2 separate regions of the Homo sapiens genome follow, and region 2 is linked to region 1. Evidence: chromatin loops called from intact Hi-C (ENCODE). Cell type or tissue: Calu3. All regions are shown on one strand. Each heading gives the region's core, and the rest is flanking DNA. Links, peaks and the distances in the headings are about the cores only.

Region 1 (4,407 bases), core at 100-4,099:
TTCTCTTCAATTACGTTTCACAAAAAGTTTCTTCTGTTCCTTTCATTATCTTTGTTTAAATTTCATACTTTTTTTTTTTAATTTTTGTCTTTTTCATTGTTTGTTTGTTTGTTTGTTTGTTTGTTTTGAGATGGAGTCTCGCTCTGTCACCCAGGCTGGAGTGCAGTGGCGTGATCTCGGCTCACTGCAACCTCTGTCTCCTGGGTTCAAGCGAGTCTCTTACCTCAGTCTCCCACCTCAGTCTCCCAAAGTGCTGGGATTACAGGCATAAGCCAGCACTCCCGGCCCCATACTGTTTATTTTATCTTTACTTTGCTAGAGAGTTTCCTCTGATGTTTGGTGATCATTGGCTGTCCATTCATCTTTAAGAATGGCTGAAAAGCTGACTGGGAGTTTAGTGTCTAAAGGCAGACTTGTTCACTCTGGGCTTCACCATAGTGTGATCTGGATGGGCTGTTTCTTTGAAGAACCAATACAAAGACTGTTGGTATCTGCAGATTCCTCTTCGTATGCTGGCCAGTTATTCAGGGAGGGGTTATACAATGACCTGCCTGGAGGGAATAAGAGACTGACTATTAGCTACTCATTCATAACTAAGTCAAAGAATCCCACTGTTTATATTAGAGTTTTACTTTGTTTGCCTGTATCTCTTGTGATACCTTTGTCTTCATCTTTATATGATGCCACTAATTTTCGACCTTTATAGAAAATAAATTAATCCTCTGCTGGAGTATAGGGGGTAATTTCCTTAGTGTGAGGACTACAGGAGTGAATCTAGGGTTTGAGCTGCTGTTTATATTGTTTCTTGAACAATCTTCCTCTTTTCAGATCCACTTGTATCCTACCCCACTTCAGTGTAACTGTTATTTCCAGTTCCTGAGCTTTGCTGGTCTTCCTCATCATGACTAGCTTGCTTCAGAGGTTTCCACTGGCTAAACTTCAGCTTTCTCTGGTCTGTTACAACTGTCATCTCTTGTCCATTTCACTTCAGCTTGTAAAATTATCACCTTTTTCCTGTGTACATTGTCATTGTTGGCTTGTGGCATTTTTGAGATCATTTTATGGCCACTTTAGTATGGTTTTAGAGAAAATACAGGAGTTTGTGGTCAATCTAGCATATTAATCAGAACTTGGTAACTTGATTCTTTACAGGAGAGTTCCTTAGACTCATACCAATATATTTACTTAATTCTGGTTAAACCAGTTCCACTTAAAATATTCTGATTCCAAAAAGTCAACCAAGGACAATCTCATAGTTGTTTTTAATATTTTCCTCTAAGCAATAGTATTCGCAGCACCACCATAGCTTGTCCAGGTGAGAATATGCTTTTCAACACCACGACTAAAATACATGGACACTAAACACACTTCTAAAGAATCCATGGGTCAAAAAGGCAGTCTCAAGGGGAATTTTCTAAAAATACATTGAACTGAATGAAAATGAAAGTAAAGCATATTATACTTTGTGGGATGGTGTTAAAATAATGCTGGGAGGAAAATTTATAGCGCTGGAGTCTCACATTGGAAAAGAAGAAAAGTTTCAAATTAACAATACGCCCCCACCTCAGGAAACTAAAAAAAGAAGAGCTAGATCATCCAAATCAAGCAGATGAAAGAGCATTATAAATACCACAGTAGAAAGCAACAAAATTAAAAGCATAAATGATAGAAAAACATCATTGAAACAAAAAACTGTTTCATTGAAAAGATTAATAAAATTGTCAAAACTCTAGCAAGACTGAACAAAAAAAAAAAAGAGGGACACAAATTACCAATTTCAGGAATAAAACAGGGGTTATTATTATAGACTCTGATGACATCAAAAAAAAGAAATTCTACAAATAGTTCTACCCATATATATTTGAGTACATATGTTCCTCTAAATGCATAGATTACCACAATTTACCAGTATGAATTACACTATTTAAATATCTCTATAACTGTAAAGAAATTGTATTTGTGATTTTAAAATCTCCCAAAAAGAAATCTCTAGGCTTAGGAGATTTCACTAGAGAATTTTACCAAACATTTAAAGACATAACTCCAACATAATACCTTCCAAAAAATAGAGTAAGAGAAAATATTGATAATTGTTTTATGAAGCCAGTATTACTCTGACAGCAAATCCAAGGATAGCGCAAGAACAACAAAAAAGAACAAAAACTAGAGATCAATATTCCTCATGATACAGATTTTTTTAAATCCCCAAAATGAAATATTAGTTTAGCAAATTAGCAAACCAAATCCAACAGTGTATATAAAAATTATACACCATGACTAATAGAATTTATTTTAAGCAACAAGGCTACTTCAACATCCAAAATTAAGTTATTGTAATCCACTATGTAAACAAACTAAGGAAAAAATTCACACAACCATATCAATTGATGCAGAAAAAAACTGCTTGAAAATATTCAACACTCATTTATAGTAAAAACTCTTAGAAAACTAGAAATAGTATATTAGTTTGCTAGAGCTGCCATAACAAAGTACCACAGTGAGTGGCTTAAACAACTAAAATGTATTGTCTTCACATTTCTGGAAGCTAAAATTCTAAGATCAAGGTATTAGCAGGGTTGTTTCCTTTGGAGGGCTGTAATGAAGAATCTGTTGCATGTCTCTCATCTAGCTTCTGGTGGTTTGCTGGCAATCTTTGCTATTCATTGGCACATAGAAGCATGTCCCTGATCTCTGCCTTCATCTTCACACAGTGTTCTCCCTGTGTGTCTTTCTCCAAATTTCCCCTTCTTATAAGAACGCTAATCATATTGGATTAAGGGCCTACATTGGATTAAGGGCCTCTAGTCCAGTATGACCTCATCCTATTTTAGCTAATTCAATCTAAAATGCTCTATTTTCAAATAAGATAACATTCTGAGATACTGGGAGTTAGGAGTATATAAATTTTTTGAGAACACAATTCAACCTATAACAGAAGGAAACTTTTTCAACTTTTGAAGATACATCTACAAAACCTACAGCTGTCATCATACTTAATCATTGAAAGACTGAATACTTTCTCTCTGAGTGACAACAAGGCAAGGATGTTTGTTCTTACAGCTACTATTCAATATAGTACTATAAATTTTATTCAATATTAAAAATCAATAAAAGGAAATAGTTGGCATGCAAATTGTCCCTATTTATAGATGACATGATCATCTACATCAAAAAAGTCCTCCTAGTTCAGCAAGGTCAGAGGATGAAAGATCAATATACAACAAAACTCAATTGTATTACTGTATATAAGAAATGAACATGTTGAAACTGAAATTAAAAATATGATATTATGGAAAGTTGCTCAGAAAATGAAATAGGTGTAAATCTAAGATAACATATATAGGACTTGTACACTGGGGAAAAACACAAAATGTTGATGATAGAAATAAAGAATATTTAAATAAGTGGAGAGATATACCATGTTCATGAATTGTGAGACTCAATATAATAAAGATGTCAATTGTCCCCAATTACAACTCGTTTCATTAATAACATGCTCATTACTCATATACAGTAATATATTTGATTTATGTTGTGTAATGATCTTGCATCCTGTGACCTTGCTGGACTCACTAATTAACTTTCGGAATTTCCTTTTTGTATGTAGATGATCATGTCATCTATAAATAGAGACAGATTAGTATTGGAGATAGTTGAAAATTATAATTTAATGCGATTTCTATCAAAATTCCAGCAAGATTTCTTAAGAGACATGAACAAGATTTTTCTAAAATTAATATGAAAAGAGAAAGCAAGTAGAATAGTTACATTAGTTTTGTAATTTGAAATGAGATAATTCACTTTCTCCAATTTTAAGATCAATTGTATTGCTGCAATAATCAAATCTGTGTGGATATAATGTGTACTGAAAGATGGTTAGAAACATAGATCATTGGAAGAGGTCAGTGCACTCAGCAATATCCCACACAGCCAACAAATTTTTGACTAAGGTACAAAAACAATATAATGGCGAAAGGATAGCCTTTTCAATGAATGGTGCAGGAGCAATTGAATATCCATGGCAAAACTTAACCTAAATCTAAACCTCACACTTTACACAAAAATTAACTCAAAGTAGATCATAAATTTAAATGTATAATGTAAAACTTTAAAATGTTTTTAAAAATAGAACTTAGGGGAAAATCTTTAGGACCTAGACTTGGTAAAGAGTTCTTAGATACCAAAAGCATGATACATTACAAAAAGATAAATTGGACTTCATCAAAAATTTAAAACTTCTATTCTATGAAAGACCACGTGAAAACAGTGAGAATACTACCCGCAGAGTGGGAGAAAACAGTTGCAACCACGTATCTTACAAGAGACTCATATCTATAACGTATTAAAAAACTCTAAAAGCTTGAAAATAAAAAACACAAACAGTCCAATTAGAAACTGGACATAAAA
Region 2 (4,407 bases), core at 270-4,269, 70 kb before region 1:
ATAAAAGTGACTACATAAAAATGATTGTATTTGTTCATGTCTTACAATTTTAATATTTAATATTTTGTACTGATTAACAGCTGACAGAGAGGGTTATGTAAAAAAAAGGGTCCCAGGTTTTAAGCCTAAGCAACTGACCTTTTAGCTTAGCAAAGCTGTTAAGCATTTTAGATAGTGAACTAGAATAAAGGTTTTTCTGGAAGGGATAGCTTGGGGTGTACATGGGGACATCATAACAGAAAGGTCCAATAAAGTATGCCACAGACGATCAAGGGCCTGCACACTAGGCTGAGAGCCAAAGAAAGTCAATGAAGAAATTGGCATTAAGGAAGTCACATGAGGCTGGGCATAGTAGCTCACACCTATAGTCCCAGCACTTTGGGAGGCCAAGGTGGGAGGATCGCTTGAGCCCAGGAGTTTCAGACTAGCTTGGGCAACATGGCGAGACCCCATCTCCATAAAAACTACAAAAATTAGCTGGGTGTGGTGGTGCATGCCTGTAGTTCCAGCTTCTTGGGAGGCTGAGTGGGGAGGATCCTTTGAACCCAGGAGGTCGAGGCTGCCCTGCACTCCAGCCTGGGTGACAGATTAAGACCCTGTCTCAAAAAAATAAAATAGAAAAGAGAAAGAAGAAAGAAAGAAAGAAAGAAAGAAAGAAAGAAAGAAAGAAAGAAAGAAAGAAAGAAAGAAGGAAAGAAAGAAGAAAGAGAAAAAGAAAGAAAAAGAAAGAAAGAAAGAAAAAGAAAGAAAGAAAGAAGAAAGAAAGAAAGAAAGAAAGAAAGAAAGAAGAAAGAAAGAAAGAAAGAAAGAAAGAAAGAAAGAAAGAAAGAAAGAAAGAAAGAAAGAAAGAAAGAGAAAGAGAAAATTGCATGGTCAAATTGTGAAGAGGGTGGTGGACTGAGGTGATAAAACCTAGAAAGAGAGATAAACTAAAATGTAATTGGAGCATTCTAGGTGAAAAAATAATCAAGGGTCTTATCATAGTTCCAAAAAGAAATAGACAGAATTGAGGGCTATGTAGTTTAATTCTTTTTTGAAAATGAAAAACAGTTGGGATTTGGAGTCTCTTAAGTTAAAATGGATATCTGACCTCGGTTGCATTGTGTAGAATGCAGACCCAATCTACACTGACATTTTGTTTTTAATTATATGACAAAACCTCTTTTTTTATATACCTTTATTCTCTAAATTTACCCATAACCTTTACATTTTTGAAACTTAGAACAGAATTTGGATGATGTATTGTAATCCATCAACTTGTGACGAGATGGAGAAATTATATGTGTATTCTAATCTTTTCCTCACACACTATTTGACCATTTGCTTTCAATATAACTTTAGCATATTTACTTTATATGATTTAGTGAGCCATATGTCTTCACCAGAAGAAAACTAAAACAAAATTAAAATTAAAAATATAATGTAATGACACCCAATTTCATCTTTTTCTGAATTGATTGTAGTGACTTATTATCCTAGTATATTTGACACTGAAAGATATCTGTAGCTGCCTTTAAATTTTTGTGACCCTCTGAATTACTTTCAAAGCAAAGTCTTTTCCTAAGGAAGAACAGATGTGGATCTAGATCTAAATCTAGGTATGTCTTTGAGGAGTTCTCTCTTTGGGCCTCTCCTTCCTAATATCTAGCTCAGAGTAATGTCTCTGGGAAAGAATCAAGCTTGACAATTTCCATGGTGACACCATTCCTTCTCTAAAAACCTTTATGAAAAAAAGTGTCCTTGAAGCCAACTCCATGGTAAGCTTGGAAAAAAACAGAGGCTGAGCTGCTTAAATAATGAAGCAAGGTCATCCTCTGTTTCCTTAGAAAATGTTTTTATTACTCTGAAAGGAACTTTGGAATTGAATCAAAAAATGAATTGCAGCCCCTCCCAGCTTAGAAGTTGTATTTAGATTATCAAAAAGACTTAGCTAGTGTTAGTGAAATTAAAATGGGGAATATGCAGTGCCAGTTCAATATAAAATCTATATAAGTTGCCATAAGTAAATCATATATTAATACTTATTCACATATCTTGTAAGATTTATTTATATTACATATATTATTAGAATAGTGACATTAGAAAGTGATCTAACCTCAATAGTTGTAGAAGAATCAGATGCAGATTTTAGTATGAAATGATTTAATCATGTGTGCATTCTCAAAGTTTTGTTTTCCACATTCTCTCCTTATATTGTCAAAATTTGTTTGACAAGTACATGATAATAAAATACAAAATAAAGTCACAGTAATACTATCAATTTAACTTTTCATTTCTAATTGTACTGTTTGACATGTCATTATAGTTAATTTTTGTCAGACAAATGCACAGATAATAAAATGAATGCACTATTTTATGTTGCTTGTTAATACAAAAAAGTGAATTCATTGGAAAATATTCCAGATAATCAGAAACTAAAATATTGGGGAAAAAAAAACCCAGCTATTTGTAGAATTCTATATTTTCTCTCTCACTCATTCTTTTTCCCTTTTTTTTTCAAATAATTGTTGTCTTCTCAATGAATCTCATATATTACTCCTGCTTTGAAAACTAGCTTTAGGCACATTCCAAAATAATTCTGCACTTAGATAATCATTAACAAATGTTACCCGAGCCTGACCTTTCTGGCCAGACAGCCAGCAAGAGATAATTTTTTTTTTTTTTGAGACAGAGTCTTGCTCTGTCACCCAGGCTGAGTGCAGTGGCGCGATCTCGGCTCACTGCAAGCTCTGCCTCCCGGGTTCATGCCATTCTCCTGCCTCAGCCTCCCGAGTAGCTGGGACTACAGGCGCCCTCCACCATGCCCAGTTAATTTTTTTTTTTGGATTTTTAGTAGAGATAAATGTTTTATGAGACTTCGTCTTTTAAAGAGACTACATCCACCCTCAGGCACCTATACCCCTGGAACCTTTCTTTTTGTACAAACCTGTGTCTTTCTTTGCATTTCAAAATGAAATGATTCATGTTGATTTAAAGATTTTCTAAATGTTGGTACAACTATAGGTTTGATACAGTGAGTCTCTTTTGCCTACCACATATTCCCTAACCCTAAATCTAAAATGTGGATTTGAAATGTTTCCCAACACAGCATGTTGGTGGAAAAGGACATGTACTAGAATTAGTCTTATTCACACAAACTCCCTGGCCAAGTTTTGTGAACCTCAATTATGCCAGAACTGGTCTCTTCCACTAAATTGAGCTCCTAGAGCACACAGGTCATGTCTTTTTTATTTCTTCGGAGTGTGTCTGCTTTGCACAAATTAGGTGCTCAACACAACTTGGCTCTGACTGTCACTGCTGGTGAGTTTTCCTCTTGGCCTTGGTTATTTGTCAGACGATTGCATGGCTGTCTAACTGATTTCCTGGTTTCTAGGCTTTTTCTTTTCCAATTTAACTCACATAGCACTACTAAATTGGATGACTGCATTAATTATGTTATTGGGCTGCTCGGCAGCCCCTCCATTCTTGTTGGAATTTCACCTGATTTTTCACATTTCTTCTTAGACTTTTATGTATTGTTTAAAATTTTTACTACGAGTATGTAGTTTTACTTAGATATAATTAAGAAAAAAGCTGTTTTTATTCTGAAAAGATATTCAGATATTCAAAGGAACAAACACCTACTCTAATAAAATAATTCTGAATATAACAGCATCTTTGGTTTCAAAAGGAACGTCATCAGTCTCTGCACTTGAATCTGCTGCTGTAAATGACCAAATATCAGTCATTGTGGGGAGGAGGAGATACCTTCACAGATACACATAAATATACACACATAAAACTAATAGATGGATTTGTAGAAATGCACCTATATATCCATAACTAGACATGGTCTAAGCGATGTGTACCCCCATGCTGACACTAGTTGTGTTTGTACAATAGGATAATTTAGTGTATTTGCATTTATATAGTTTTCTGAAGTGAGTTCATAGCATTCATTAGAGCAGACAACCAAGCAGTGAAAGAGGTGAGAAGCTGGAGAGGCACAGTGGTCAAACTTAGAGGGCAGAGTGCACATACTCAACAGTTATATGCAGCACAGAGGCAGTTGATTAGACTTAAACAACATTAGTAATAATAATAAGAATAATAGATAGCACTCATTGCATTGTCACTTCCTGACACTGAGGTAAGAGCTTTACATATACATTATATTTTCTAATCTTTCTAGTTATCCTATAAGGCAATATTTTAAGCCCATTTTACAAGTGAGGAAAGTAAAGCTTTGAGAGATTAATCTATTTGCCCATTGAAAGCTATTAATTGGTTGATTTAAAATTCAAACCCTGATCTACCTGAAACCAAAGCTCATGTTCTTAACTACTACATTTGATCAGGTCCCAGTGGTAAAGTGGAAATTGTAGCTTAGGCTATATTTTAGAATTAGAAGGATTCATTAGCTAATTG

The links. A loop is a pair of places that touch in the nucleus more often than their neighbours do. Peaks named below come from ENCODE experiments on the same cell type or tissue, not always from the same donor. Only the 100,000 strongest peaks of a DNase experiment are listed, where the experiment ranks them.
Region 2: a loop joins it to region 1, with 2.2 times the contacts of the local background. A loop is called at or near these places in 1 of 110 quality-filtered maps.

What each region holds. Positions count from the first base shown.
Region 1 is chr12:88,815,339-88,819,745 of GRCh38, forward strand. No RefSeq gene overlaps it. Among named protein-coding and RNA genes, the nearest start is that of LINC02458, 200 kb to the right of the region's middle. In Calu3, for the core only: no CTCF peak of the experiment used is centred there; no DNase peak of the experiment used is centred there.
Region 2 is chr12:88,744,793-88,749,199 of GRCh38, forward strand. No RefSeq gene overlaps it. Among named protein-coding and RNA genes, the nearest start is that of KITLG, 170 kb to the left of the region's middle. In Calu3, for the core only: no CTCF peak of the experiment used is centred there; a DNase peak (open chromatin) is centred at 2,619.